Regions from separate parts of the Homo sapiens genome. Here region 2 is linked to region 1. Evidence: chromatin loops called from intact Hi-C (ENCODE). Cell type or tissue: PC-9. All regions are shown on one strand. Links, peaks and the distances in the headings refer to the core of each region. The heading gives the core; the rest is flanking DNA. Region 1 has its middle 100 kb from the start of SVIL. Region 2 holds the start of LOC124902403 (a long non-coding RNA gene).

Evidence for each region. Hi-C counts contacts between places; a loop is a spot of excess contacts. Peaks named below come from ENCODE experiments on the same cell type or tissue, not always from the same donor. Only the 100,000 strongest peaks of a DNase experiment are listed, where the experiment ranks them.
Region 2: a loop joins it to region 1, with 13 times the contacts of the local background. A loop is called at or near these places in 10 of 110 quality-filtered maps.

What each region holds. Positions count from the first base shown.
Region 1 is chr10:29,727,540-29,742,977 of GRCh38, reverse strand. It overlaps a transcript of SVIL not described here. Among named protein-coding and RNA genes, the nearest start is that of SVIL, 100 kb to the right of the region's middle. RefSeq lists silencers at 6,364-6,658, 6,913-7,142, 7,153-7,342, 7,453-7,592 and an enhancer at 7,012-7,512. In PC-9, for the core only: CTCF peaks have their summits at 6,780 and 6,987 (motif pointing right); DNase peaks (open chromatin) are centred at 6,477 and 7,097; H3K4me3 peaks cover 4,811 bases; H3K27ac peaks cover 3,360 bases.
Region 2 is chr10:29,939,484-29,954,921 of GRCh38, reverse strand. It overlaps LOC124902403 (a long non-coding RNA gene), which reads right to left and starts at 7,776. Exons shown (of 2, transcript XR_007062101.1): 1 at 7,211-7,776; 2 at 3,228-3,444. In PC-9, for the core only: CTCF peaks have their summits at 6,743 and 6,982; DNase peaks (open chromatin) are centred at 5,191, 5,821, 7,031 and 7,701; H3K27ac peaks cover 5,275 bases.

The sequences.
Region 1 (15,438 bases), core at 2,576-10,575:
ACTACATGACCTCTAGCTATGACAGCTGCTTTGAAAAGGAGGAGCAACTCCTGCTAAATTAGTTCTGCCCCACCTATACTGTTAATTTTAATTAAAACCTTTGTTTATGTATTCCTCTTACTACCCAAACTCTTGTGAATTTTTAAGATATTAAAGAAGCGTTTATTAATTATACAATTAGAAATCAGGCTGGGTGCAGTGACTCACGCCTGTAATCCCAGCACTTTAGGAAGCCAAAGTGGGTGGATCACCTGAGGTCAGGAGTTGAAGACCAGCCTGGCCAACATGGTGATATCCCATCTCTACTAAAAACACAAAAATTAGCTGAGCATGGTGGCAGGAACCTGTACTTCCAGCTACTTGGGAGGCTGAGGCAGGAGAATCACTTGAACCTGGGAGGCAGAGGTTGCGGTGAGCCAAGATCATGCCATTGCACTCCAGCCTGGGCAGCAAGAGCAAAACTCTGTCTCAAAAAAAAAAAAAAGAAAAAGAAAAAAAAAAGAACAAAAAAAGAAATATAGCTGTTTTAGTCCATTTTGTGTTAGTTTAACAGAATACCTTAGACTGGCTAATTTATAAAGAAAAGAGGTTTACTTGGCCCATGATTTTGATGGCTGTCAAGTCCAAGATTATGCAGCTGCATCTGGTGAGGGTTTTGGGCTGCTTCCACACCTGGCAGAAAGTAGAAGAGGAGTGGATGTGTGCAAAAAGATGACATGGTGAGAGAAGAAGCAACAGAGAGAAACCAAGGAAGCTGGACTCTTTTTTAACAACCAGCTCTCTTGGGAATGAATGCATTCCAGTGAGAGTGAGAACTCAAACTTATGGGAGTCTATTATTCATGAGGGATCTGCCCCCATCATCCAGACATCTCCCACTAGGATCTCCCTCTCAACACTGCCACATTGGAGATCAAATTTCAGCAGGAGTTTTGGTGTGGTCAAACTATATTTAAAGTATAGTAATAGTTAAAAAGTCTTCTCTGTATTTAGAAAAAGAAATTCAACTGACACCCATCTAGTTTAGTTTCAATGGCTGAAACATGGCTGATATTAGAAATAATATCAAAGAATAAGAATATTTCAGCCTCCAGAAATTTTTCAAAACCACTTTTTTTTTTTTGCCAAAGCATCCTGTTTATTTCCCATCCCGAAAACTAAAGAAGTTGAATAATCTGGAACCCATTTTAAAGTTTTGTTAAAATTCATGCTTGTCACAGTCTGATTTCTTTCAGATTTTGTCCATCTTCCAAATTCAAAATATAATTCCATAATAATATTCATGGCTAAGTGTATTTCTTTTTAAAAGTAGGAGAATAGAGAAGCTGTCTTCCAGAATTTTTTTTTATTATAATTTTGGCTGTCTCTGGCCCACGCTATTTGTCTCCCTTTAAAAAAAAAAATTTTTTTTTAAGTCCACATTCCCCTGGCCCAAGTTTCAATTTTTCTAATCTGCCCAGACCAGAATAACTAAAGCAACAACAACAAATGAGGAGCAATAATATGTATTCTTTATTTACATGGCAACCTTCTTTTACAGATTCTAAACTTTAGACTAGGGAGTGAGAACCTTCCCTTCTAAATATTTGTGGGCTGGATCTAGGTTCCTTGGTTAAAGGCTTTTAATATGGATGGAAATACTTGGCATAACTATCAAGGTTATAGTTTTCTAAGGACTGCTTGTTATTTTTCTTTGTTATATAACCCTATCTCATCTCTGCCCCTCTCAATAGGCCTTCCAGACTAGCGGACTATCAGAGATTAGAAAGCTCTGCTGGTTAACAGAACACATTGTTTTGAGTGCTGCAGGCCGCCCTGGGCTTCTTAGATCTCCGACTCTTAACACAGAGAAAGCAGTACTTTTATTTCAGTGAAGGTTAGCTTCATAACAGACTTTTAATCTTGGAAGATTCGTGCTGAAAACTGGATTAGGAAATCCCACGTCCCTGTACCTCTTGCCTTTGTTTGGGAACCTTGGAGAACAACGGCTGCATCTAGCAGCAAACCAGTCTCTCTTCCCTTCTCTGTGTCACTAGCATCATTTCTGCCTACTCCCCAATAGACTCCAGCCAAGGGGACTTCCCACACCCAACTTGTACATTTTTACCCACCTCCAGGCCATACAAGCCTTTACAGAGCACCTACTGTTTGCAGAGGGAGCACTGTGTTTCACTCTCCAAGCTTTGCTTAACTGTACCCCTCTCCAAGAGCTCCATAAATCTGGGCTCTCTGGTGAGCACAGCTCCAGCACTGCCTCAGGCAGTTGTCACTTCAGCTTTTTAACTGTGACCCACAGGGAGGAATACATTTGACAACACAACAACCCTGCACACACATAAATACAATAAATACATACAACTCATAAATACAGTGAACTGAAACAAAAGATTTCATGAAAACAATACTTCCTTTTTTTTGGAGCCAGGGTCTCGCTATGTTGCCCAGGCTGGTTTCTAACTCCCGGTCTCTCGCCTTGGCCTCAGTAGCTAAGGCTACAGGCGTGAGCCACCATACCTGGGTTCAATGCTTTTTCTTACTATGTAGGATGTACTTTCGTGTTTTTACTTCTACTTCTGTTTTATCAAAAAGTAATAATAATAAAGCTGGTCTTTATCCACAAAATTGATTCCAGGACCCACAGTTTGAAAAGCTCTGTGTAAGGAACCCAGAATATTTAGAAGGCATAGAAGCTAATTAGGGATTCTAAAAGATGAAACTATATTTTCACTAGGAGGTGACTTAAGGGAGAATGTTCACAAGTATTATCAAGGAAGTGAGGATTGCCCCAAATAAGGTATTTGCAACAAAAGCTATGTTTGAACAAATCCTCTGACTTTCTAAGAATTCATTCATTCATTAAAGCAAACACACACACACACATAATTTTTTTGGAGCATCAAGTTTAATCTAGACTTCAAACTTGCAAAAATGGGTAAGACCTTTGCCCTCCCCCAACTCACAGGTTAATGAAGGACACAGAGAAGTGACCTGGTGATTACAGTCCAACATTTGATGGCTATGACTGCAACTTAATTGGGTGCTGTGGGAGCAGAAGGGGGTCCTTAGTTCAGAAAGAAGCAGGCAGGCTTCTTGAAGTTGGTGACTCCTGGAGGAGGCTGGAAAGGAGGTGACACCTTCTCTCTAGACCAAGCAAGTGTGTTCAGAGAGCATGGAACCTCTTGAATATGCAGGGCATTGGGCACAAGTGGTCCCTATGGTTGGAGTGAAGGGTGCAGATGAGGCCATAGCCAGAGATGGGCCACGGAGCTTGCGTATTTCTCCTGGAACATCCAGGGAATCCATTGAGAGAGTTTAAGAAGGCCTGCAGGGTCATCAGGTTTCTGTTTTTGAAAGATCACTGAAGATATGGTGTGGGGGATGCTGGCTCAGAAGCCAGGCTGGAGCAGGGATCAGGAGGCTGGCGTCAAAAGCCAGAGGGGAAATAGTAGAAGGGCCTGGACTGAGGCAATAGTGGTGGGAGTGGGAAAGAAGGAGGCCTCTGGGAGGCATCAGGGACGCTGTATGAAACCAATTGAAGCTGGTGAGGTGTAAAGGGTGTGGCAGAGGGTCTTCTCTCAGATGATGCCCGGGTTTCTAGCAGGCACGACTATGGTGGAGCTGGTGCCATCCACTCAGATGGGTAATACAGGGAAAACAAAGTGTGGGGAAGAGTTCAATTATGGCCACACATTACTGTGCTTGGAGTGTCTGTGGTGATCCAGCAGCCACTGGATCTGGAGCTTGGGGAGGGCCTGGCTTGGTGTTAAGAAGTCAAGGGTTCAGCTGGGCACAGTGGCTCATGCCTATAATCCCAGCACTTGGGGAGGCCAAGGCGGGCGGATTACTTGAGGCCAGGAGTTCGAGACCAGCCTGGCTAACATGGTGAAATCCTGTCTCGAAAAAAAAAAAAAAAAAAAAAAGAATAAATCAAGGGTTGGATGAAGCCACAAAGAAAAGTTACAAAGTAGGATCAGTAAGTGCGCTTAATTTGGGGCAATGACCAATTTGTGGAAGATGACTTTTTTCAGATGTCTCTAGGTAGTGTGGGGTCAGCATCGAAGTCCTCATCCTCACATCCTTCCTGTCTACCCCAGCTGTAAATGTGTCAGAGCTCCCATAGATGGCAGGCGGAATGAGGCGTCTTAGGCATATTTATTCACCACAGTCTCTAATTATGGAGCCCATGGGGGATGACAATGACATGGGGAGTAGGCAGAGGGCAGACTGGGCAAGGGTGACTCTGGATTGAATCGCTAACAAAGGCTAAGAGGCCGGTTCTGAAATGTTTGCTGGTAAAGGGTCTCAAATTCCTGATAGATCCCCTATATTCTTTTCCACACTGGAGTGTCGCTGCTACTGCTGTGACCACAAATCGAGTTGAGAGGGCTGTTTCCTTACTGCATTTTCAATCCTCCCAGCTTCCCTTCACAGCACTTGACAATGTGTGAGTCCACAGGTCAGCTTGTCGTGGAGGGCATGAGATGGAGTAGGGGATAGGGGAGGCTGAAGTCCAACTTTTCTTTTCTTTTCTTTTTTTTTTTTTTTTTGAGAAGGAGTCTCACTCTGTCGCCCAGGCTCGAGTGCAGTGGCGCGATCTCTGCTCACTGCAAGCTCCACCTTCCGGGTTCACGCCATTCTCTTGCCTCAGCCTCCCGAGTAGCTGGGACTTCAGGCGCCCGCCACCTCGACCGGCTAATTTTTTGTATTTTTAGTAGAGACAGGGTTTCACCATGTTAGCCAGGATGGTCTCGATCTCCTGACCTCGTGATCCACCCGCCTCAGCCTCCCAAAGTGCTGGGATTACAGACGTGAGCCACCGCGCCCGGCCCTGAAGTCCAATTTTTATTCTAGCATCTTAGGAGCAATGGAGCTCACAGTTATGGACTGAATTGTGCACCCTCCCCGCTCCCCCAATCCCAATTCATATGTTGAGGTCCTAACCCTCACTACTTAAAAATGTGATGTAGGTGACACACATCTTGGTGACAGAGCAAGACTCTGTCTCAGAAAAAAAAAAGGCATGCAATTGGAGACAGGGTCTTTAAAGGGGTGATTAAGTTAAAATGAAGTCATATAGTGTCTTTAGGAGAAAAGATTAAGACACAGACACAGAGGGAAGGCCTTGTGAAGACGCCACAAAAAGCCATTTACAAGCCTAGGAGACTGGCCTCAGAAGAAACCAACCCTGACCACATCTTGATCTCCAGAACAGTCTTCCAGACTCCAAGACTGTGAGAAAATCAATTTCTGTTGCTTAGGCCACCCAATCTGTGGTCTTTTAGAGCAAACAAAAACACTCGCTTTTCTTTTTTGTCTGATGGTGCATATTCAGGAGGAAACATAAAGTAGTCTAACACTCAGAGGAGCACAACTACCTCTACCTACTGAAACAGACAAGTAACATACTTAACAGGTTGAAATTTATCTACTTATCTACTGTTCTGCCGTTTACCAAGCACTTTTACAAGCCCTAACTCTCAATCTTCGCGGCTGCCTCAGCATCACCTGGGAATCTGTTCGAAGTGCAAATTCTCGGGCCCCACAGAAGTCTTACAGAATCAGACACTGGAGGGGGCACGAAGAGGGGCAGTCATGGTGTTTTCACAAACGTTGGAGGACTCTGGTGTAGCTAAAGTGCGAGAACCACCGAGGCAGGGTTCGGTCCAGGTGGAGGGGATTGGGGGGTCCCGCGACTTTTTCACAGGTGCGCGTGGCCAGCAAGGACGGTCTCCTTTGCAACTGGCCCACAGCGTTGGCACAGGTCGCCAGATTTTATTTATCCCTGGAAGGTCTGGAGACTCAAAGGGGCCTCTCAGGGCTCCAGGGTAAGCGGCTGCCTCCGGGCAGCAGAGCCGGTGAGAGCCAGGGAGCCCTGAGCCGCTGGGCGCGTGCGCGTGGGCGCGTCCCTGGGCCGGGCGCGCGCCGAGGGGGTGGGTGGCGCCGGCCCCGCCGGCCTGGCGCGCGGTCCGAGCCACTCAGAGCGCCTGGCGGCCGACACCCGGGGGCCCTACAATTAATACCGGGCGCCTGCCCGCTGGCCGGGACTCGCGCGCCGGCTCTCGGGGACGGAGGCGCCCGGTCCGCCCTGACGAGCTCGCCACTGGCTCTGCTCCGGCGGCGACGGCGACAGTGGCCCTGGCCGACTTTCCCGGGGCCCACACCTCCTCGAGAGCCAGCTTGGGCAGGGGACGGTGCCGCACCACCAAGGCCCCGCGCTAGTGTGCACCCCCGGCCCGGGCCCGGCAGGTGGGCGAGGAGGGCGGGCGCAGTCGGGCTCTGCAGGAGCGCGCGGAGGTGAGACGGGGGGGAAGGTGGGGACGCGAGTGTGGGCGCGTGAGTGTGGGCGCACCCCCGGGAAGGTCTCGGAGATGTCCTCTCTCCCTTCTTCCTGGTCCCCTCCAGAGTTTCGCTCAGGTCCTCAGGGGACAGCCTGAGAGGCCAACCTGCTGGAAGAGTTCACTCGGGCGACAGAGCGAGTTGGACAGCCACACCCCCGGCCGGGAGAGCGATAGGGCGGCCCTGGCCTCCAGCCCCTGGGATCCTAAAGCCCCGCATCTCCGGGGCTGCAGCGGGGGCTAGCCCAAGCATCTTCCCAGCCCTGGGACCGGGGGGGCGTGACTGCCACCACCCTGAGAGCTACTGAGACACAGGACACAAACTTAGTTTCCAAACAAAGTAAAATCTGCCTTTCCGGTGTTTTAAGATAGGACGTGCTTATGCCGATTCATCGCGGTTTCCTTGGGCCACCTCCGAGGACGCGGCTGGACCCGCTGGCCGTGGAGGGGGTCGGCTCCGGGCGCGAGTTCGTGTCCTGGGGCGTGGGGACAGCTCTGGTGCTTCCCCCGAGAGTCGTCCCAGCGTGGTCCCCGCGCACTGGCCCCTGTTTTGGGAAGGGGTGCCCGCGTTGAGAGAGGCAGGGGTGCTTGTGCTTGGCCCCCCTCTGTGTCCCCACCCTCTCCGCCCGATCCTTGCCCAGTCCGAGGGTGCTCCCGCCTGGTGGCCCAGCAGAGGGCGCCAGCTCCCGGCCGCCGCGCGGGTCGCAAGGGGTGGGGACGCGCGAGCCTCCAGGTAAGGAGCGAAGTGAATCATCCCGAGCGGGGACCCGCTCCCCGCGCGGTGGGAACGAGGCGGGGCGTGGCCGCGGCGCTGCTGAGAAGTCGGGGCCGCCGAGCCGCTGTCGGCGGGAAGCGGCGATCCTGCCACCGGGAGGTGTGGAAGAGCCGGGTAGGTGAGCAAAGTCCCTCCGCGCGGTGGCCGAGGGGCGCGCGGAGCCGGGGCCGGCAGACGCCAGGACGCGCCGCTGCGCTCTGCTCCGGGGCGGGAGGCGCGGGTCAGTCTCGCTCTGGCTGCGGGAGGCCCTGCCGGGGACCGAAGCGGGAACGGGGGCGCCTCCCGGGGGTGGAGGCCGGCGGGTGCCCGGGCCGCTGCGACGGGGCGCTGCGCTCGGCCCGCGGGGTCCCCGAGCCGTAACAAAGGCGCGGCGCGGCCGCGGCTCCCACCCACTTCCGTCCCCGGAGCGCGCCTCGGGGAGGAGCGGGCCGGGGCAGGGTTTCTCTCCGCGGAGTTTCGGGAAGTTAGCGCGGCTGCCCGTTACGCTGAGAGCATGGCGGGGAGGCGGGTGGCCCGGGGAGTGGCGCGCCAGTGATCAGAACTACGACATCGCCCGGTTCCTTTCCCGACACCAGCCGCAAGTGGCCGGAGCTGCGGTGGCTCCCGCGCCCCAGCCCGGGGTCCCAGACCGGCGCCTCCGCAGGGCCCGCGCGGGTTTGAACCCGATGCGTGGTGCGCCAGGCCACCCCAGCTGCCCACGTTTCTGCGCGCGTGCGGGCTCCCCGAAGGGAGTGGTTTAGTCCCCGGGTGACAGCCAGCAGTCCCTGGCACCCCGAGTGGAGCTCCAGAAGGCGGTAATTGCATTACAGTGAGTGAGCGGCGGGGAGGCTCCAGTCCAGGCCGCAATCTGGGTCAGGTGCGGGATTAAGAGCTTCAGGCGTTGGCATGAGAGATCTTGTGAAGTCTGACAGTTTATTGCAATGAGAAGTTCCTCACAAGGGGAGAGGCCAGCTGGGGAAATTAAAGGAGCTCCTGTCCGCCATCCCCAGCCCCATCCCGAGGTTGTGATAACTTGTGCCTGTGCAAACCCTAGCACAGGCACGCGTTTTGTCATAGAAATGTCAGAGGCAGCATCTCTACTGCGCCAGATGTTTCTCAGCATCTGAACAGGAGAGGAGGAGGTGGTATTGAAGAGAAACCCAGGACGTTCTGCTTGCTGTGAACCCTAGCCCCTCGCAGTCAATCGATGGAATTCACGTTTTCGTGTCTTGTCTTATCTGCCTCCACCCCCTTCTTCTGTTGGAAGGAAAGGGCAGGCACTGGTTTTTATGAAGGGCTAATGGACCAGGGACTCTCCCCTACACAATGTGGAAGGCTCTTCATTTTCTCTTTAAACCTTACAACCTCTTCCCAGGAGGTTATTTCTGTTTCACAGATGAGGAAACTGAGGCTTAAAGAGGTTAACAGATCCAAGAGTCTGCCCTGTTCCAAAGAGGACTGTTTATTCTTCCAGGTTATTTTTTTATTTTTGACAAAGTCGGTTACTGAAGAGCGCTTTATGGACTGCTGGGTGTGTGCTGTACCCCGGGGTTCAGGTTTGATTATGCTAGGCTATAGGGCTTGATGGACTTTCCACCTATCTCTGGCTTGTGTTAATGCCAGTGCCATAGCTAAACCAACTCATATTTAAAACTTAATGTATATGAAGAGAACTAAGGTTTCCTCCCCAAACCTTTAGAATTATGACAGTTCCAAAGAGAGGTGGAAATAGCTGTCCTTTGCTTTTTGCAGTGTTTCATCAGGCAGGTGGGCCTGGAGTCAGGAATTCTACACAGCACGGAGCTCTGTTTGCCTTTTCTTTTGCAAGGAGCTGCAGTTCCCACCTTGTTTAAGCTGTGTGTGACTTTGCCACTGTGCTGAATGTGCGTTTAAAATTGAGTGAAGTATGCTTTGGAAATAATGGCCCACCTTACTGACTGATAAGTTAAAACCTCAGAATTTCTTTGAGGGATCCAAGGATATGGTTGTATCCACAACTTTTATACAACATTTGAGCTCAAGTTTACAAAATAGGACTTTGGCATTGTCCTGAATGTACTTAAAATGTATTGCCTTCAAGAAAGATGTTTGCAACTCTGGCGTGACAGTCAGGGACTTGGAACGTCCTAGGTAGAGGCAGCCAGGCACGCTGATGAGGGCAAGCCTGGAAAGTCTGGGAAGAATGGCTGGGTTCGGTTGCTGCCTTCACCATTTAGAGGTCTGCAGCCTTGGACAATTTGCCTAGCCTCTGAGCTTCACTTTCTTCTCTTAAAACATAAATCAAAGGCCAGGTGCCGTGCCTCACACATGTAGTACCAAGGCTTTGGGAGGCCGAGGTGGGAGGATGGCTTGGGGCCAGGAGTTTGAGACCAGCCTGGACAACATAGTGAGACCCTGTTTCTACAAAATATTTAAAAATTACCTGTGGTCTTAGCTACTTGGGATGCTGAGGTGGGAGGATCGCTTGAGCCCAAGAGTTCGAGCCTGCAGTGAGCTATGATCGCATCACTGCACTCCAGCCTGGGCAACAGAGCTAGACAGCTGTCTGTAAAAAAACTAAACAAAACAAGCTAGGAATAATAATAGTGCCTCCTGGTTTCAAACCATGAGGACTAAATTAGATAATTCATGAGATACTCGGCACAGTGCCTAGCACATAGTTGCTATTCAACAAATGTTAACTAATAATGATGATGTTTAAGAACAGAATCCTTCCCTTCCTCCCCTCATCCAGAGAGGTAAAGTAGTTCTTAGTTGCCCTGAACTGACTGTTCTTAGTGAATATGGCAATATAGTACAGTTAGTGATTCCTCCTTCTCTCAGCAAGTTGGGGCTAGGGAAAGGTTGGTAGTGATGGAAAACTTGGTCCAGTCGCCCAAGGAGTTTACAAGGAGCTCCAGAACTGTAGAGCTTTTCTCCTGGTTTTGCCACTGTGTAATTTTGTGGTGGGCCTTTCAGCCATTTCCCTTTCTCTTAAATTTAAAGCCCAGTATTCTAATGGCCAAGATGGTAGGAATTAAAAAAAAAAAAACAAAAACCCAAACCAAATGAACTGGTGAAAAGGAAATATGTATTCTCCTTTCTCATTCACTAGCCATCAATGGCACTAAAGAAATGTATCTGCTTCTGTGAAAATGGTGCTGGCCTAATCCTGGGAAGAGGGACCATTTCCTTGGAAAATGTAGTATTTTCTGATAGTCTGTTTAAAGGTGAACCACCAAGTTGATAGAAGAGGAAGGAGAGTTTGAGACATAACATTTCAAAAATATTTCCTTAAACATGGTCAACTATGTATGATCTGAAAATTGCTAAACTAACTTTTAGATGACAGCATGAAGCATAGGTCAGTTAAACTGAACAATTAATGAGCAACCAGTATAGCTATTTCATATGTTAAAAAAACTTGAAAGTTTTTCAAATGAGCAAATATACTCTATATTGTATATACATGCAAGAAATATAAAATCGTATATTGTATCTATATGTATATAGTATATATAATGGATATAATTTCTTATAATACATCTGATCATTTTTTGCTATTTTATACCTCTTGATTTGGGTTTTGCTCTTTTAAACAATTGATATGGACTAAAGCAACATAAAGAAACGTTATAATGTCATTATACACCACCCGATGTGTAGTTACCATGAACATTATCTTCAAGAAAGTGCATGGACAGGAGGACAGAGAGGGATTGTCATTATGTAGGTTTTACATCTGGATATGATATGCAGCTTCTCCCACACTGGAAAATGAGCTGCGTGCATAACCAATTGGAGGCGTGTAAAGAGTTAGGAGCAAGATCCCTGCTTTTGTGCATTTCACTCCATTTGTAGCCACTTGTTGCACTCCATCTGGAAAGAAAGAAGCCGCTGCAGGGCATGCGCCAGACCTGCGCTGGGCCGTCGCTTCCATTGTACGGAAGATGAACAGGCGGCGTTATTTTGGATCACATAGCAGCTTGTTCAAAAGCATCTTGCATTCCCCAGCTGTTCCACAACTTCTTCGCATATGGGAGAGAACTTGCCAGCTGCTGGGGCAACTGTACTTACATTTGCTGCCTTTGTTCAGTAAACAAGGAAGGTAAAAAGACAGGCGCCTTTGTTAAACTGTAGTCATTGTAAAGAGACTTACTTGTTTCTGTTATGTCAATGTTATTCCAGATATAGTCTGTCAGGGGAGGCGGTTTAAAAGGAAATGTCAGAATTAACATTTTTTTTTAATCCAAATAAATGTTATTTTAGGGTAACCGGCATGTATAGTTTTTCCATATGTAAAACCTTAGGCTGCTTTTATATTTCATTGCCTAACAAAGGAATGGATCTAATACCTAAAAATAAGTGTTTATTTAAAAATTGACATATGAATCAGATTTAATTCTATACATTTTTCTATTGCATGAAATGCATAAAAGTTACAATGTGTCTCCAGACAGTGCTTTTGTGTTTTCAGAACATTCTGTTGTTTTTGCATTTGTTGGAGCTGGAGGGTACCTTGCCCACATCCTTTGTTTAATCAATGAGAAAACTTCAGTTTATAAGAAGTTGTTGCTTATCCAAGGTGGTATGGCTAGTGGATTTAATTCAGCAAATCTTCTGTTGAGTGTTTATAGTGTGACAGGCCTGGGAAACCTATAAAGATGAATAAGGGTTGGGCCCAGCCCTGGATGGACTCGCAGTTCAGAAACAACAGACGTAAACAAATACTTCAAGTATGAGGGCTAGAGCAGAGGCAGCACCTTTTTGTTTTCAGAACAGTGTTGTAATCATGTCAGCTCAAATAAAGCCAGAGTAGCAAGTTGATGTGCCAGTAAGAATCGAGGAGCAGAATCTTGGGTACAGGAAGATAGAAGAGGCGTTATATGGTTTATCAAATTTTACGTACATGTCCTTAAAAAAGATTTCGTATTGTGCCTCTACCTAGGCCTGCTTGTCTCCCAGTTCCTGGCCAGCACCCCAAAACATCTTGCCTTCCTAATTATTGTGAATTGTGAATAAATGGCCCTCTAGTAGCTCCAGCATCAATCACAATCCTTTTTGGGATATTCAGTGAGTTTCAATCGCCTTTGTTCTATAAAAGGTTGTAAAATAAGCCATAATTGCTTGGGCATGTATAAAACCCTCTGACTCCAAATCTCCTCGAAATCTTAGGGGTTCCTTGTACTGGAAACTGCTGTTGCTTCAGATCCCCTGATGATTCACGGTTGCTGAGTTGCACCCACAATTCTAAGCCCTTAATCCACTTCTGGCCTCCATTTACACATTCATGTATCTCTTACTTCATCCCTTTTGTGCAGTAATAACAGATGTTTACAGTCTTTCAGTTTTCACTTGGTTTACTGACGTTTTCACTTGAGATGCTCAAGAACCCCGTTGGGTTCTTAGGGCTGGTGACCCAGGGTTTCCATCTTGGAGATGAGGAAACTGAGGCTCCACGGTTGAGAACCTTGCCTGCGCTAAGATTAGAACTAAGATCTCCTGATTGAAAATTCAACACTCCCCTCTGACTGGAAGGGTCAACTTATACGAAGCTGGAGGTTGAGTCTCATCTTCTTCTACAGCTTCATTGTACATGCCCTGACTTCAGTGATCCTCACTGGGTTTTTCACCCAGGACTTTCACTGGGATAAATCTCCCTTCCTTAGTACATTTCTTTGCACATTACAGTTCTCTTAGCATCTTATTCTTCTTTTACTTTTTTCTTTTTTAGAGACAGGGTCTTGCTCTGTTGCCCAGGCTGGAGTACAGCGGTGTGATCATAGCTTACTACAGCCTTGAACTCCTGGGCTCAAGGAATCCTCCCTCCTCAGCCTCCCAAGTAGCTGGGACTACAGGTGTGCACCACCACGCCCAGCTAATTTAAAAAAAATTATAGAGAAATGTTGCCCAGGCTGGTCTCGAGCTCCCTGGGCTCAAGTGATCCTTCTGCCTCAGCCTCTCTAAATGCTGGGATTATAGGTGAGAGAAACAGTGCCCAGCCATCATGTTACGTTTCTAAGTCTTGTCTCTCAAGAGCAATTGCCACCTTTTTTTTTTTTTTTTTTTTTTTTTTTGAGATGGAGTCTCACTCTGCCACCCAGGCTGGAGTGCAACGGTGCAATCTCGGCTCACTGCAACCTCTGCCTCCTGGGTTCAAGCGGTTCTCCCGCCTCAGCCTCCCAAGTAGCTGGAACTACAGGTGCGTGCCACCACACCCAGCTACTTTTTGTGTTTTTAGTAGAGATGGGGTTTCACTATGTTGGCCAGGCTGGTCTTGAACTCCTGACCTCATGATCTGCCCACCTCGGCCTCCCAAAGTGCTGGGATTACAGGTGTGAGCCACCGCACCCGGCCAATTGCCAACTTTTAAACACATACATCCCTCTGTCTTGCTACACACACCACATACATACACACACACACACACACACACACACACACACACACACACACACACCTCCATAAACACAGAGGCCCAGCATGGCTACTGTACCCACTATCCTTTTTCACCCAGCCCAGCTCCTTTCAGAAGATGACTTCACCTTTATACCATCAAACTTTTTCCTCCTGCTTAATGTCTTGGGATGCTACAAAATTCTTGATGGATGTCAGATATAGGTGGGCGGTCAAAGTTAGCCTGTTTCCTCTTTTTCCACAGGGGTACTGTTGGAAAATGATCCAGTTCCCCTTGATAGTGGTGACTATGTTGTCCCCCCAACATCATGGTCCTTGGGGTTAGAAATAAGAGCCATTTCCCTTAGGAGGAAGAAGGTGATGAGCTTAGTTGGGGAGGGGGACCTCCTTTGCTCAGGACTTCTCTAGTATTCCTTATGCAGCCATAGTACCACTCCCCACAAACATCCTAACACCGCCCCTCACCCCCAGACTTTGGCAGCTTTCTCCTCCTTCTAGGACCCTTTGTTTGTTTCCCTCTTTGACATTCTGCCCCTCCTGTTCCTGGTCTGTTGCTGTCGCCCAGCCACCTCCCGGCAGGCCTGGGTTTCAAGTGTCTTAGGGACACATTTGCCTTGGACGTCCTTATCTCCATCTGTCATTGGTGTTTAATTGCTTTCCCTCCACTCCCCAGCCTGCTCTTTGACTTGGGGTAAGTTTCCCCCTTGCGATCCTTTCTGATTACTTCTTTCAGCTTTCCTCTGGCCAATTCAGCTGCCCGTTCAGCTCCTCCATGCTGCTAGCTCACCTTTTGTGTCTGCAGTTTCCCAGGGTTTCCAATACATGGCTTTGTTTCTATCCAAGGCTGCTCTACTCTTTTTCCCTTCCTTCCTTTCCTTCCTCCCCCTTTTTGACAGTGCTTCTTGATGCTTGCATTCCTTTCCCTTTCATTTTTTTCTTCTTAACAATTTGCAAACCCTTCTCCCTTTGTTCTGAGTCAATCTCATTTGGCTGTCACCTTTGTTTAGTATAATAATGATATTGAATACCCTATCAAAGTTTTTATGTACAGGAAATTTCTGCTTTTAAAAAGGGTTCTTTGGAACTGCAACTTGGAAATACCAGTTTTGAAACTGGTTTTGAAAAGGTCTGAACTTTGGGGAAAATTGTTTGAAATTTATTTTGGCTTTCCTTGCCCGTGGCAGTACCTTGAAAGTAACTGAAACATAAGCTTGTTTTGGATAACCTTTCCCTTGCAAATGGAAATTGTACATACACACAGCAGAATTCACGTTGGCTTTTTTTTTCTTTTTCAAATCATATTTCTGGAAAATCTTGGAAGGGAGTTTGTGCTTTGTGGCCAGTCCAGGGTGGGTGTAAGTCATGAATGATTGGTCATATTAAGACTGTGCTAGACCCTTTTGATCAAAAGCCTCGCTAGGGATGCTTTCTACTTATGATCCTCTGTCCATGAGAATATACCAGAGAGTAGGTATTAGGAAATCCTTGACAGATTGACTTGATTAAGGAATCTTTACTTTTCCCCCAAAGCTGTGAACATAAAGGTTTACTCAGGGTTGGTAATAGAGTAGGATGGTAGTTGGAGGTTCTCGCCCTGCCTTGAGGTAGAGCTGCAGGCTACCGTTGGTCCTGAGCAGCCAGGGGGTCTAGCACTGTTTGCAGTGCACCCAGAGCCCTCCCACCTGGCACTTGTTCCCTGCAAAAATATAAAAATATTGCTCTTTTTGTGACTTTTTCTTTTTTTTTTTTTTTTGTGTTCACGACTTAATTCACATTTCTCCTTTCTCTAAGTTCTGCAATAAGTGAAAAGATGTTTACCCATGCCGAAATAGTCTGGTACTTTAATTTCCCAATTAAAAGGGAGCACAATTTTCTTGCCCCAGTAGCAGTGTTACTTATCCCAGGTGGTTTGGCTATTGCATGTAATTCTGCAAAGCTTCTGTTGCGTGTTTAC
Region 2 (15,438 bases), core at 2,980-10,979, 210 kb before region 1:
GGATCATTAGAAATACTGGCATCAGCAAGATGTCCTTTCATGAAGGCACTGAGACACTCCTAGCCATCTTATCAGGGTACATTTCCAATGATGTTTTAGTAATTATTTTAATTAAAATTTATTTAATGTATAGTTTTGCTTCTTTTGAGACCCAGTCTTGCTCTGTTGCCTAGGCTGGAGTGCAATGGCACAATCATGGTTTACTGTGGTCTTGACTTCCTGGGCTCAAGCAAACTTCCCACCTCAGCCTCCCGAGTAGCTGGGACTACAGGCACAGGCATATACCACCATGCCCAACTAATTTTTAAAACAATTTTTATAGAGATGGGGTCTCACTATGTTGCCCAGGCTTGTCTCGAACTCCTGGGCTCAAGTGATCCTCCCACCTCAGCCTCCAAAAGTGCTGGGATTACAGATATGAGCCATTGTGCATAGCCTTTAATGTATTTTTAATCAAAATGTAGATTAATATTAAAATCATAACTGAATTCAGAAGAAATAATTTTTTTCTTTTCTTTTTTTTTTTTTTTTGAGACAGAGTCTCACTCTGTTGCCCAGTGCAGTGGCACAATCTCAGCTCACTGCGATGTCCATCTTCCGCGTTCAAGCAATTCTCCTGCCTCACCCTCCCAAGTAGCTAGGACTACAGGCACGTGCCTCCATGCCTGGCTAAGCATTTTTGTGTTTTAGTAGAGACAGGGTTTCACGGTGTTGCACAGGCTAGACTCGAACTCCTGAGCTCAGGCTCAGGCAATCTGCCCACCTTGGCCTCACAAAGTGCTTTGATTACAGGCATAAGCCACCACACCTGGCCAAAATAATTTCTTAAATGTCCATATTTATACATACTTCTGTGACAAGGAAGTAGGATGGGCAATTAATACAAATTTTAATTTATAAAATTATATTTTCTTGGAATAAAATTCAGTGTGAAAGAGGAGTGGAAATACAATATAAAGATATTAAATTGCCAACAGCTAAAGAAGAGAATATTAATGGTTTTTAAATAGATGGTAGTGAGAGTATCAAATCACCCTTGTGTTTATATTCCATCAGATATATTTTAAAGAGTAATGAAGTCATTTTTTTAAATGCCAGTGTTTACATTTTGCTGGAAATTCTATCTTTTTTAGTTATTTAAATATTTGAAGAAAAGGATTTAAATGTCAACTTAGAAATGTGCAAGGGGGAATGTAATTTTTCAAAATACTTTTAAGGTGTAGGCCAGGGTGTTTGAAGACAGTTGCTTTACAAAACTGAAGGTCACCAAATCTGTGGTACTGAAGACAAACTTTCATCATTGCCACGGTATCTTATAAAGAAAAATTCCGGTGGGGCTCAGTGGCTCACACCTGTAATCCCAGCACTTTGGGAGGCTGAGACGGGCAGAGGCAGGAGAATCACTTGAATCCAGGAGGTGGAGGTTGCAGTGAGCCGAGACTGCACCACTGCACTCCAGCCTGGGCAACAGAGTGAGACTCCGTCTCAAAAAAAAAAAGCGAAAATTCCCAAGATTTTCTATCAAATGAGCATGTATTTTTGCATGTCTTTGATCTACACATTGTGTACACTATTCCAAAACAAGATGAATCCCTCAGTTCTGCTTATGCTCCCCAACTTTTAAAACTCTTCTTTTGCTGTTTGGGATCCCGGCCACCCGGGGTGGGAGTGGGGATATTAATAGGTGATATCCTTTGTAGATTTGTCCCCACCCAAGTCTCATGTTGAAATGTAATCCCCAATGTTGGAGGTGAGGCCTGGTGGGAGGTGGTTGGATAATGGGAGCAGATTTCTTTTTTCTTTTTTTTTGAGACGGAGTATTGCTCTGTTGCCCAGGCTGGAGTGCAGTGCCACGATCTCGGCTCACTGAAACCTCTGCCTCCTGGGTTCAAGCGATTGTTTTGCCTCAGCCTCCTGAGTAACTGGGATTACAGGCGTGCACCACAACACCCAGCTAATTTTTTGTATTTTTAGTAGAGATGGAGTTTCACCAAGTTGGCCAGCCTGATCTTGAACTCCTGACCTCAAGGGATCCACCTGCCTCGGCCTCCCAAAGTGCTGGGATTACAGGCGTGAGCCACCGCGCCTGGCCTGGGAGCACATTTCTTATTAATGGTTTAGTACCATCCCCTTGGTGCTGTCCTCGCAATAATGAGTGAATTCTCACAAGATCTGATTGTTTAAAAGCGTGTGCTGCCTCCCCTCCTCTCTCCCTCCTGCTCCTGCCTTGCCATTGACTTGCCTGCTCCCTCTCCACCTTCCACCTGATTGTAAGTTTCCTGAGGCTTCCCTAGAAGCTGAGTGGATGCCAACACCATTCTTCGTGTCCAGCCTGCAGAATCATGAGCCTATCAAACCTCTTTTCTTTACAAATCACCCAATCTGTTATTTCTTTAGAGCAACGCAAGGACCGACTAATATAGTTGGGTTCTGTGAAGTTCAGCCACCTTGAATATATGTGACTGAATACACATACCACTGAATATAACATACACTTCTTCACAGACAGAGACAACCAGCATTTGTCTGTCCCCTTTAGAAATATTAATCATAATGTTATAATGTTGACTGTCCTGAAAGGGATTGTGACAAATTTTCTATTTGTTACCTGTTTTTGGTTTGTTTTTGCTTTTTTTTTTTTTTTTTTTTTGACAGGTCTCGCTGTGTCACCCTGGCTGAAGTGCAGTGGCTATTCACAGGCATCATCGTGAATACTACAGCCTTAAACTCCTGGCCTCAAGTGATCCTCCTGCCTCAGCCTGCTGAGTAGCTGGGACTGCAGGCACACACTACTGAGCCTAGATTTGCTACCTGGTTTTTACTGGAAATAGGCAAGCTGGTGACACAAGCTATATGGATTGTAATATTAGACCGGGGGTGGGGCTTCTATCAAACTGGAGGAGAGACAAGGAGGCCGGAGTGACGGAGCCCACCTCTCTGCAGGCTGAGGCTGCCTGCTGGCCCTCCAATGGTTATGGCTGTATTTGTTCTGAGAGAGCTGCAACAGCTGGCGAGTTCCTGGACTTGTCCGCACCTGTGCGGGCATGGGACAACGCTTTGGTCTAGACTGCCTTTGCATCTGCCCCTGGGCTTTTAGGCTGCAGGCCTGTGGAGTCACCACTGGCTGAACATCCTCTAAACAAAGGGCTATGGCAGGCCGATCTTGGCCCTTCCACCTCAAATGTGTTGAAACTGCAGGGCTCGAAGAATCCCACACACCACTGATCTTTTAGCATTTCAACATTCTCATCCTTTTATTTGTTTATTTAAATGTTTTTAACTTTTCGATAGACTTTCCTGGAGCAGCTTTAGGTTCACAACAACATAATTCCCATCCTTTTCCGACACCGCCTGGCTGGCAGCCAAGCTCCTTCGTACTCATCACCTTCCGATATATTCATCTGCTAGCAGGGATCAGTGAGGGATGGCTTTAAGCCCACATGTCTAAGAGAAAGGAGGAAAAGAAGAGGAAATTAAACCCTATGACAAGCAGGACAAATGCTGAAGAAATTGCAAGTGGATAAAGCCTAAAAGAATAGAGCTCCCTGCTCTAGAAAACAAACAAAATCCACGGAACCTTAGGTTACTTATCCCTGTGATGGGAGTCATGATCCTACTTAACCCTCAGGGATGGAAACTATAACAATTGCATAGCCTGGCGATGAATTAGAAAGCATTTGGGGAGGTGCTAAGATTTTAGATATAGTATTAAGAAGTAGTGATTTTTTTTATTTTTAATGTTTGTGAGTACACAGTAGGTGTATATATTTATGGGACACCTGAGATGTTTGGATACAGGCATGCAATGTGAAATAAGCACATCATGGAGAATTGGGTACCCATCCCCTCAAGCATTTATCCTTTGAGTTGCAAATGAAATATTACCATTAAAATCAACCATACACCTAGCTTTAAAAAAATCCTGAGCTATCAAGACTCTGTCTAACCTTAGAAGTAGGTAACACACATGTACCCCAGAAACATGTCAAATATTACATATCAATAAAAGAAAAAAAGGGGGAAACAAAAAGTGAGGAACAGCTCCTTTCAGTTTCACAGATTATTCTCCCACTGCCAGCTATTCCAACGCCATCATTATAGCTCTGTATCTGCAAGAATAATACTGTGTTTCATTCCTCTCTCCCCTACTCAGCCTCCCAAAAAAGTGTGTGTGTGTGTATGCGTGCAAAAGTACCGCCTCCTACCCAGATAAATCTAATTATTGATTCTGTCCAGACATGTCCTGACATCTATAAAGGCCTGTGGGAAGAGGTGAACATTCCTGGCCACCACCCCTCCCCTGAAGTTCTGCATAGGCTGTGGAACCCCCTTCCCTGTCCTTTCTCTCATGGGGCTAGGATGACAGCTCAGGCACTACAGAGCTTCCCTGAAGAAGGCTCGCAGAGCCGTGTGGGCCTCTGTTGGGAAAGAACACATCCCATCATTTGGATAGAGTCATTTTTCATCCAGCCGGGTGCTGCTGTGGGTTATGGGAGTGTGCACCAACTGTATTGTAGACAAGACCCACATTGCCAGGAGAATCCAACATCAAACCCTAAACAGGGATCTTGGTTTGGCTTAAATGCTCCTCACAATGGCTTGGTGGGGTTTCAAGGTGCCGTTACAGGGATTTCTCAAGAAATCAAAACCAGCCGGGCATGGTGGCTCATGCATGTAATCCCAGCACTTTGGGGAGGCCGAGGCAGGCAGATTGCTTGAGGTCAGGAGTTCAAGACCAGCCTGGCCAACATGGTGAAACCCCATCTCTATTAAAAATACAAAAATTAGCCCGGTGTGATGGCGGGTGCCTGTAGTCCTAACTACTTGGGAGGCTCAGGCAGGAGAATCACTTGAACCTGGGAGGTGGAGGTTGCAGTGAGCCGAGAGTGCCCCACTGCACTGCAGCCTGGGTGACAGAGCAAGACTCCGTCTCAAAAAAAAAGAGGAAACCACACATCATGTTGAATGTATCATATCTGGCACAAGTGTTCTAAACTGGACATAAACCTCATGCCTTGGCCAAGTTTTTCTGAACGAACCACAATGATTCATGAAAAAAAATTGTATACTTTTGAGTGGGGCAAAGACTTCATGCTACAGTTTGTAATAAAGGTCAAAGGTCAGGAATTGATTTTGGTGAAATCAGTTGAGATTCTTTTGCTATCCTGAAACTTGGAGATGGTAAAGGTTTCAGATTTCAAAATGAAAACTTTGCCAAGCAACAGGGTTTATTATGTATCATTTAGAAACTAGTCTTCATACCCTGAAGCTCCTTCGGCACGGCTATTGCTTGAAAATACTCTAGAAAACCACAGGGAACATTTTCCCAATGAATCATAATCTGTCTGGGAAGTTAGAGAAATCAATCAAATAAGCTTCAATTTTTTTTTTCCTGGACCATCTGGACAATTCAGATAACAATATATTGTGGTCACAGCTCACATTTTTTCAGACCTAAAGTTGAATTTGTTATTTGAATTTGTTATGAGACAGGAAGCGAAATGTCTGCAAAGATAAATGAAAAGAGGGAATGATTTTAGCAAACAGGCCTTGGATACATTTTCTAAGTGATTTTTCCAAGACTCACTGGTCCCAGGATTTGGTCCCATGGCCAGATCCTCCTAAATGAAAAATGTTCAAATTACTGTGCCGAATAGTGCCTGGATTCTTTCTACGAGTGCCAGAGAAAAAAGTGAATTAGCCCAGGAGTACCTCTCAGACTGAAAATCAAAACAGCCAAGGGCAAAGAACTGGAAGTAGACACTGAAGTTCAGGCTCCCTCTCGAAGCCGTATTGTGGCCTGTGAAATACACATCGCTCACACCTCATCAAAGCCAGTGAAACAGTAGCTGTCATGCAAGCTAAATCTTGTTTTCACAGAGCCTGCCTGTGGCTGGTTTCATTTGGCTCAGCCCAAGCTACCTGAACACCTGGTTCTATGCTTAGATTTTCCTATGTGTGGAAAGCAATTATCTTTCGACTGGAGAGAAAACTGTACAGAAAACCCAACCGCGATCATTTGGGGGAGCAGCCAGGCGCACGCTCGCCATTACACTGTGATGGAACAAATTGTTAAGCAGGTACAGAATTTGATCGTAATTTCAGCAAAGGCCTATACATGTTTCTAACGTTTTTAAAAATACCTCTGTTCATAACAGCAGACACTAAGGATTAGTGATTTTTCCCCAAGTGCATGATCAGGTCTATTTTGTTACAATGGTGCCTCCTGGCCAAGGCCAGACACACTCAAAGAAGGGTCTTGGGCAGATAGGAAAGATTTCCCTGCAGGAGGTTTGAGAGGGGCCTAACAATTTGTAGGTCTTTGAAATATAATTTGAAATGGTTACAAAGCTACGGCCAATGATGTAAGAGAAGGTGTGTTTTATAGTAAGTATTAAAAGAAGACAAATAGATGCTAAGGAGAGATGGATTGGCTAAGAGAAAGATTAACACACAAATTGCACCTACTCATTCCTATATAATTCGTTAGGGAGAGGTACAAATTAGGCTCTGAAATTTCCAGCAGCCGGCTCATGTGTATAATCCCAGCACTTTGGAAGGCCAAGGAGGAATGCCTGAGGCCAGGAGTTCAAGATCAGCCTGGGCGACATAGAGAGACTCTGTCTCTACAAAAATTTTTTTAAAAATTAGCCAGATGTGGTGGTGCATACCTGTAGTCCCAGCGACTATGGAGGCTGAGGCAGGAGGATCACTTGAGCTCAGGAGTTCAAAACCTGATGGGCAACATAGCAAGGCCCATCTCTACCAAAATAATTTTTTTTTTAATTAGCCAGGCGTGGTGGCACACATCTGTAGTCTCAGCTATGCCATAGGCTAAGATAGGAAGATGGCTTGAACCCAGGAGTTTGAGGCTGCAGTGAGCTATGATCGCACCACTACACTCCAGCCTGGCAAGGCCCCAGTCTCAAAAATAAAATAAAATAAATTTTAAAATGAATTTTCTAGGAGCCAGCCAAAGAGGAAAGTGCCATCAGTTGCATTGAGCCACCCTGTCCACAAGGTGAATCAGCAGCTCAGGATAAGTACAACTATTTGGGCAGGTCAGCAGGCACACCACTGCCGGGGATTAGAGAGTCAGGGGACAGGGTGTCCTCTTCTGTCTAGGACTGAGGAATTTCCTTTGATATGATTCTTTTAGTGCTAAAGGCAGTAAAGTCTTGGGACAACCAGGATGAGTTGGTCACCCTACCTGGGAATGTTTGCCAGTCAGCCCATCCTGGCCTGGACCCCCCACCTCCACCCAGCAGGCAGACTGCTGTCTGAGGTCTCACGCATATCCCAAGACTTGCAGCTGCAGGTGGGTGACAGGTTCCACAGGCGCTGACCCTGGGGTTCTGGCAAGCTGTTGGCTCAGTGTTTGTGGAACATAGTCGAAGCCACGGGGTGTAGAGAACTGAAAGGACATTCCCAGGGAAGGGGGAAACTTTCCCATGCAAATCCCAGCAGAAGCTGTGGCTTTGATTTTCCTCAGTCTGCAGCTGCATGGAGAGGAATCCGGGAGGGAAAACTGCCCATGCAGAGCCTTATGAAACACCAGCTCAAGTCACTAGCCTCCAACAGGCTCGGTGAATCATGCTGACTGCCTCCTGGACTCATATGAGGCTGCTCCCCTCAGCAGGGCAGCCTGCACTACAAACTAGCCCTGCTCCTATCCCTGGCTAGCTTGCCTTGCTCACCCTACCTTGGACCTTCCTGGTTCATTCACGAGAAAAATCCTGAGACTGGCAAGAGCCTGGAATTGTGAAAGCTCAGACTAAATAAGAAGGCTTTCGTGGTGGCCTTTTACCTAGCGTGGCAGTCAAAGACTGCTCTGCCCCCAACACAAGACACTCCCCTGCTTTCATAACTGGCACTGTAACATAGTTATCCTGTGCTGGAACATTCTGTCCTGTGCCAGCACAGACCTGAATCTCAGCAGAGTGCATAAACAGGGGGACTTTTGCTACACTATTCCAGGAATATGACATAATCCTACCCTGTCCCTCCAGAGTCACCTTCTTGGAAGGTTGACAGTCTCAGAGGCTTCCAGGGAAGAGAGTGCTGCCTCCTGGTAGACCCTGAATGGGTTCCACTGCTCTCCCTCTCATTACAGTGACGATGAGGCAGAAGGATCGGGCTCCACCTTGACTCGTATACCTTTTCTTGCAAAGATCCCACTGACAGAATTTTCTGGACATCTTTAGAGCATGTGGAAGACCTTACAGGACTACATTGTTTCTGGGTATCTGAGACCAAGATCAATTGGGGCAAACTTGTTTTTAAATTTTGTTTCTTATATATCTTGTGTTTTTTAAAACTTGTTTTTTATATGTAAGCTTTTTAAAAACTAAAATTTCAACATATCTTTCTTGAATTAAACCACTTGCCAAATTCAACAAAGATTTCCTTTGGAAGATATCTTCAAAGGGTTGATTGTGTCCCAATCAACATTTCCATGAATTTCTAAATAAGTGGCCTAATCTGAATATTTTTTACAATGTGCCCTGGATATGGAAGATAGAGGAACAGTCTCCACCCTTGAGAAACTCACAATTTATTAAGAGAAAAAAATAGGCCAGGCACAGTGGCTCGCACCTGTAATCCTAACACTTTGGGAGGCTGAGGCGGATCAACTGAGGTCAGGGGTTTGAGACCAGCCTGGCCAACATGGTGAAACCCCATCTCCATTAAAAATGCAAAATTAGCCGGGCATGGTGGCGGGCACCAGGACTCGTAGTCCCAGTTACTCGGGAGGCTGAGACAGGAGAATCACTTGAACCCAGGAGGTGGAGGTTGCAGTAAGCTGAGATCGCACCACTGCACTCCAGCCTGGGCGACAGAGTGAAACTCGGTCTCAAAAAAGAAAGAAAGAAAGAAAGAAAGAAACATACTTGATCACAATAATTGCCAGATCTTATAGGGCCTTGTGTGCCTGGGTGAGGAATTTAGGCTTTATCTTGTGGGCATTGGGAATTTATCGTAAAGGACATTATACAGGAAGGTAGCATGATTGAATTTGCATTCAGCTTAAAGAAAGGGTTGGCTTGAGAAGAGTTGGGAGACAACTAAACCAGCTGAGAGCCTTCAGCAATGGTCCAGGTGAGAGAGGAGGAGGGCTGGTTCTAAGGGGTAGGTGGAGAGAAAGCAGAAAAATCACATAATATTTAGGAAATAGAACTAACAGGATTTCATGAGTATTGGACATGAGAGGCAAGGTAGAGTGGATGTCTGGAAAAACAGCCCTCTCACAGAAGGCAGCATGTCCTGGAAGCATGAATCCAGGAATGACTTTTTTTGTTGTTTGTGTAGGACTAAGACTAAAACCCATATGTGTTTCTGGAGAATGGGGGTGAGGGGTGTCCCATTGTGGCTCGAGGCTGGAGAGGTGGGTAGGGAAGAGGCTGGCGAGGTAGGTAGGGGCTGCATTGTGGCGCACAAGGGTTCCATGTTCAAGGTCAAATATTGTTGGTGATTCTCTCATGCATATGGGATAGAGGAAGTGGCCCAGTCAGGGTTCTGAACACGCTGATGTTCAAACCAAAACCCAGGAAGATTTGGGGCCACCTCCATACCTAGTTTTGACCAGGAGAGGTGCCAGGGAAGCATAATACCCTAGAGTCACTACAGAAAATTCTATGGGCTCCTTTCTGAGGATTGCCTGCCTACTCAGGATACAAAACTAGGAGGTCAGACCTAGCAAGACAAGAGGTGGAAGGGGCACAGAGAAACATGCTAGTTGCTGGTGTGGATCATGAATGCTGTGCAGCCAACTTAACCTGAACCCAAGGAGGGCGGTGGGCTCCTCAATATTCCTACAGAAAATATTCTTATCAGAAAATTCATTTTATGGCAATAGTTCATAACTAACCTAGTGCACAGCTTGGGCAGTTTGGCAGAATGGGAATCTCCAACCACGTTCATTGTCTGCATGTGGGCTGAGGTTCAGCAATCTTTCCTTCTGCACCTCTTTTTACTACTTTCCTTTTGCTCAGTTTACCATTATGGCAGGTGCTCTCTTCACCTAGTTCCACCCATGAATTACTAGATAAACCATAATCTCCTTTTTCCCAGGAAAACACACGTAAAGCTCATACTCCATGGACCACGCAGGCTGGAGAGCAGCCCTCCAGGGCATGTGCCCACATCTGCCCAGTGAGTTGTTCAGGTACCTGAGTCAGGTGTGTTTACCTCCGGATCTGTGTCCATCAGTTACACTTATGTTAACAATTATGTAATTCTGTGAATAACCTATAAACTGATGAAATATGAGTACAGAAAAGAGCAGTTTCTATGATAACAAGGTTGAATGCCTTGGAAAACTTAACAGCAAGTCAATCAAAGAACAGCCTGCTGTTGAGCTGTTGAATTACAGATTGGTGAGAGAACTGAAAAATATGAAGGGAAGAAGTTAATGCTCCGGAAGGATACTGCACTCCATTACTTCCCATTTTCCATATTTGAAAGTCATTCCTCCACGTTTGAGAAATCCGCATTATGGGTTGAGGATTCTTCATTGTGGTTTACACCAAAAAGCCAAAGAAGCAGCTCTGTTAGAGGACTCAGACTTCGAGAGAAGACTTTAGCCTTGCCCTACACCTGCCAGATGAAGGTGCCTTTGCATTGAGTTAAAGTAAAACAGTTAATGAATATATATTTAGTCATTATTTTATTTTTGATGATGATGATGATAATTTTATTTTATTTATTATCATTATTATTACTATTACTTTGAGATGGAGTCTTGCTCTGTCACCCAGGCTGGAGTGCAGTGGTGCTATCTCGGCTCACTGCAACCTCCGCCTCCCAGAGTCAAGCAGCTCTCCTGCGTCAGCCTCCCAGGTAGCTGGGATTACAGGCACCCGCCACCATGCCGGGCTACTTTTTGTATTTTCAGTAGAGAGGAGATTTCACCATGTTGGCCAGGCTGGTCTCAAACTCTTGACCTCAGGTGATCCACCTGCCTTGGCCTCCCAAAGTGCTAGGATTACCGGCGTGAGCAACTGCACCTGGCCTATTATTATTATTATTATTTTCTTTTGAGGCAGAGCCTCACTCTGTTGCCTAAGCTGGAGTGCGATGGCACAATCTCGGCTCACTGCAACCTCCACCTCCCTGGTTCAAGTGATTCTTCTGCCTTACCCTCCCAAATAGTTGGGACTACAAGCATGTGCCACCACGGGTGACTAATTTTTTTTGTATTTTTAGTAGAGACGGGGTTTCACCATGTTGGTCAGGCTGGTCTCAAACTCCTGACCCCAAAAGATCCTCCTGCCTCAGCCTCCTAAAATGCTGGGATTACAAGTGTGAGCCACTAGGCCCAGTAATGATTTTATTATTAACAATTCCCTACTTAATCTCTTGATTAAAGGGAAACCCTGAGGCCTTTCTCTTCATTCCAACTTTCATCCCTGTCTTTCTTCTGCTGACCTTGAACTCTGATTCAGTTACCCCCCTCCAACTTTGGCTGACTCTTCCATGTCTTCCCAGAAACATCAGTGACCGGAGGGTTCTCTCTCCTCAGATACTAGCTGTCTAGGACCCATCAGGATCCAGATTTGGGATCTAAAACTTACGCAATTGGGGAAATTCTTCAAGAAATATAATCCATTAAATAAAAGTTAAGTATGAAAGCAAGATTTATTAGAATGATTTTTAAAAGCCAAATTATAAGTTTTTAAATGCTGACAAATACATAGACATATACAATTCCGGGAAAAAAAAGCAACGCTTTTTATTAATTGGGTGCCTGACACGACTCCGTAATACTTTTTTCCAAATTTTTTTGCAACATTCTCTTGGCCTATCTATAATACACTTTTATAATATCTTTCTATAGAAAAAAAAGGAAAAATAATTTAGTATTGTCTCTGATATGGTTGATCTTTATTTTTATTTTTGAATCTTATTATTGATTGTTTATAAAAGTTTCTTTCAGCCTCATGATTCTTTGTTGGCAGTGGCAAGTAAGTTGTCAGAATTATTGCCAAATTTTGGGAAATCTGTATGTTTCTTTCATACAAAAGCTATAGGATTTGGGGCATTCAAGATTTTTTCACCGCAACTAACCTTAAAAACTGAAAAATTAATGTCACTTCTTAATGAGTTTGTCTTTGATATACTTTTTTAGAGATATATTTATAAATTGTATGTTATCTCCATTAATGTCTGTATTTCAGGTGAAATCAGCAAGGAATTAGTGCAGATATGATTGGGCATGGTCATTTTAGTTGAAGGAAGAGCATGAAGAAAAACACTCTCCAGCAAAGGCAAAAAGTCTGAGCAATGGTCTCAGAGCAATGGACAGCAATGGACAGAGAGCAATGGACAAATAGACAGCAGTGGGCAAAAAGACCAGAGTCCATTAGGGAGATGCAAAAGGATGTCAAATGTTGGCAAGTGGCTGAGGATGGACCATCCTGTCCTTAATTTGGGGAGTCAAAGACCTGATGAGGGGTCACTAAGCAATAAAAGGCAATAGAGGATCATTTTTAGATCAGCACCATCAGAGTCAGACAAATCTCAACCCTACTTCTGCCTGTGAATTTCTGCCAGCAGTAGGTTAACTATTTACCTACATGTCTGCAAACCACCTACACATATCCCCCAAAGTCTACCCTAAATGTACGCCCAACTCAATGACCCTGAGCCAGATCCCCTAAATGCCATGGCCACTCCAGTGCCACCTGACCAGAAGGGAAGTGAGACAGAGAGACGTCTGAATGGAAAGAAGCAGCATCTTAACTGCTAAAATATCTAACTTTTGCAAAGTGTACAGAAGCAAATGACCATGGGAACACATTGCTGTGGCTCCTGTAGCCCTCTGCACATGGAAGAGGTGACAACTATAGCCTGCAGCCTCCTGGCAGTAAGAGCTGGAAAGATGTCCCTAGACCCCAGTCATTTAGGAGAAAGGAGACCTAAGTGCTTCTTAGGATAACTCTAGGCAGCCTGGGGAAGGAGAAGACAACCACCAACTGGTGAAAGTGAAAGGAAAAGATGGGGGCTCCTGTGGATATGAGTCTATTAAATGCAACAAGCATGCATTGAGCAGCCTGATGTGCACATGCTGGACTCAAGCTTAAAAGGTGAAAGGTAGTCCCTGCATTATAGTGGTTGAATCTAGAGCTTGCAAACTTAGACCCCACTGGAGGGCTGGAAAAAAACAGGACAAGCTAAAGAGGCAGGGACAATGGCAAGTGCTTTGGTGTCTCTGGCTCTTGTCAAGTGTTGCTAAGTGATGGGGCTGGTGTCATGGGCAAGCCACCAGTACAGTTGCACAGGGCTCTGGGCTCAGAAGGGTCCCTCAGTTGGGTTTTACTGCTCTTAATTTAATTTATTTTATTATTAAATTTTATCTTTGAGTTTGTGTTTTGTAAGTGAGGTCTGTTGAGACAATAGAGCATGCATGGGGACTTGGAACCTCAGCTCCTCCGTGACTGTCTTTCATCACCTCTCCAGTTCTTGGCCTCCTTCTTTTCACCCTCTGACTTCTCAGGCCCTATCTAGCCTTCCTTTTCCTGCTCCTGCCCAGAAACAACTGCTGCTGCCGTTCCCCCTGGGTGTCAATTAAGTCAAATCACCAGGATGCGCAATAAGGGGGACCCAATGTTCTTCCATCCCTCTCTGCTTTCAGTGGGGATCCAGGAGTAGGCACCAGGAGGGTTGGGGTCTCAGAGCAGGGCAAGACAGTGACCATCCCCACCCTGATCTGGGTGACTCAGTGCAGGTGAGCCTCGCATTCACCCTCAATGCAACTACTGAGTGTGATTCAGGGTGGGATTGCTGTCAGCAGTGGGTTAGGGCTGCAGGATGGTGAGAATGGGGAGCAGAGTTTATGGGATGGATGACTCCACAGCTGGTGGGCCGTGCTCACGAGTGGACAAGTTCATTGAGTCCCCCTGCACAAAGAGTCCCCTACATCTGTGAGGGGCTGCACCAGCCCCAGAGAAACTGCACGCCCAAGAGGAGCATGGCTAGCAAATAGAAAGCACCATTATAGGTCCAGAGGCTGCAGAAGAAAGGGCAACGTTTTACATGCTAGTACTTTAACAGCACTTTCCCCCTGCATTTGGAACAGGGGGACTTGCATTTTCATTGTGCACTGGACCTTGCAAATGATGGAACCAGCTCTGCTCAGTGGGTGTCTCAGTCCCATTATGCTGCTATAACAGAACATCATAAACTGGGTGCCTTATTGTCTTAGTCCATTCTATGCTGCTATAAAAGAATACCAGAGACTGAGTAGTTTATAATGAACAGAAATTTATTGGCTCAGGGTTCTGGAGCTAGGAATCCAAGATTGAGGGTCTGGCATCTGGTGAGGGCCTTCTTATCACATCATAACATGGTGGAAGGCATCACCTGGAAGAAAGGCAAAAGAAAGAGCATGAGAGACAGAAAAGGAGCCAAACTTGTCATTTTATAAGAAACTCACTTCCACAGTGACAAACCCACTCCCATAATAATGGCATTAATGCATTCATTCCACCTTCATGGCTTAATCACCTCTCATTAGTCCCCATATCCCAGCACTGTTGTATTTGAGATTACATTACCAACACATGATTTTTTAGGGGACACACTCTAACCATAGCATCTATAAACAATAGAATTTGTTTTTCTCATGGTTCTGGAGGCTGGGAAGTCCAAGACCAAGGCAATGGTAGATTCAGTGTCTGGTGAGAACCCACTTCTTGGTTACTTCTTGGTTCATGGACAACTGTCTTCTTCTGAGCCCTCACATGGTAGAAGGGATGAAGGAGCTCTCCTGCATTTGGAACAGGGGGACCTCTTTTTTTTTTTTTTTTTTCCCAAATACAGATTGTTGCTCTGTCGCCCAGAGTTGGAGTGCAATGGCGTGATCTTGGCTCACTGCAACCTCCACCTCCTGGGTTCAAGCAATTCTCCTGCCTCAGCCTTCCAAGTAGCTGAGATTACAGGCACGTGCCACCATCCCTGGCTAATTCTTGTATTTTTAGTAGAGACGGGGTTTTACCATGTTGGCCAGGTTGGTCTCAAACTCCTGACCTAAGGGCAGTAATCCCACTTATTAGGGCTACATTGTCATGACTTAATCACCTCCCAAAGACCTCACCTCCTAATACCATCACCTTGAGGTTTAGAATTTCAGGGAATTTTGGGGAGACACAGACATTCAGATCATAGTAGTGGAAATGCAAGTTGAGTGTTAGATTTATGACCTACCAAACAAAAGGAGTGAAACTGAAATTCTTTGTAAATTTCCTTAATTCTAAATGTCGGCAGTGGCTTTTTTGTTTTTGTAATATTGTACAAGCTACAAATTCCAATGACTAAGTTGTACTGATAATTTTATGATACATATGTGTCAGTCAGCTTTACCTGTTGAAAAGGTGCCTATTCATATTTATTGTCCATTTTAATTGTTTTTGTCTTTTCAACTTGTAAGTCATTTTATCT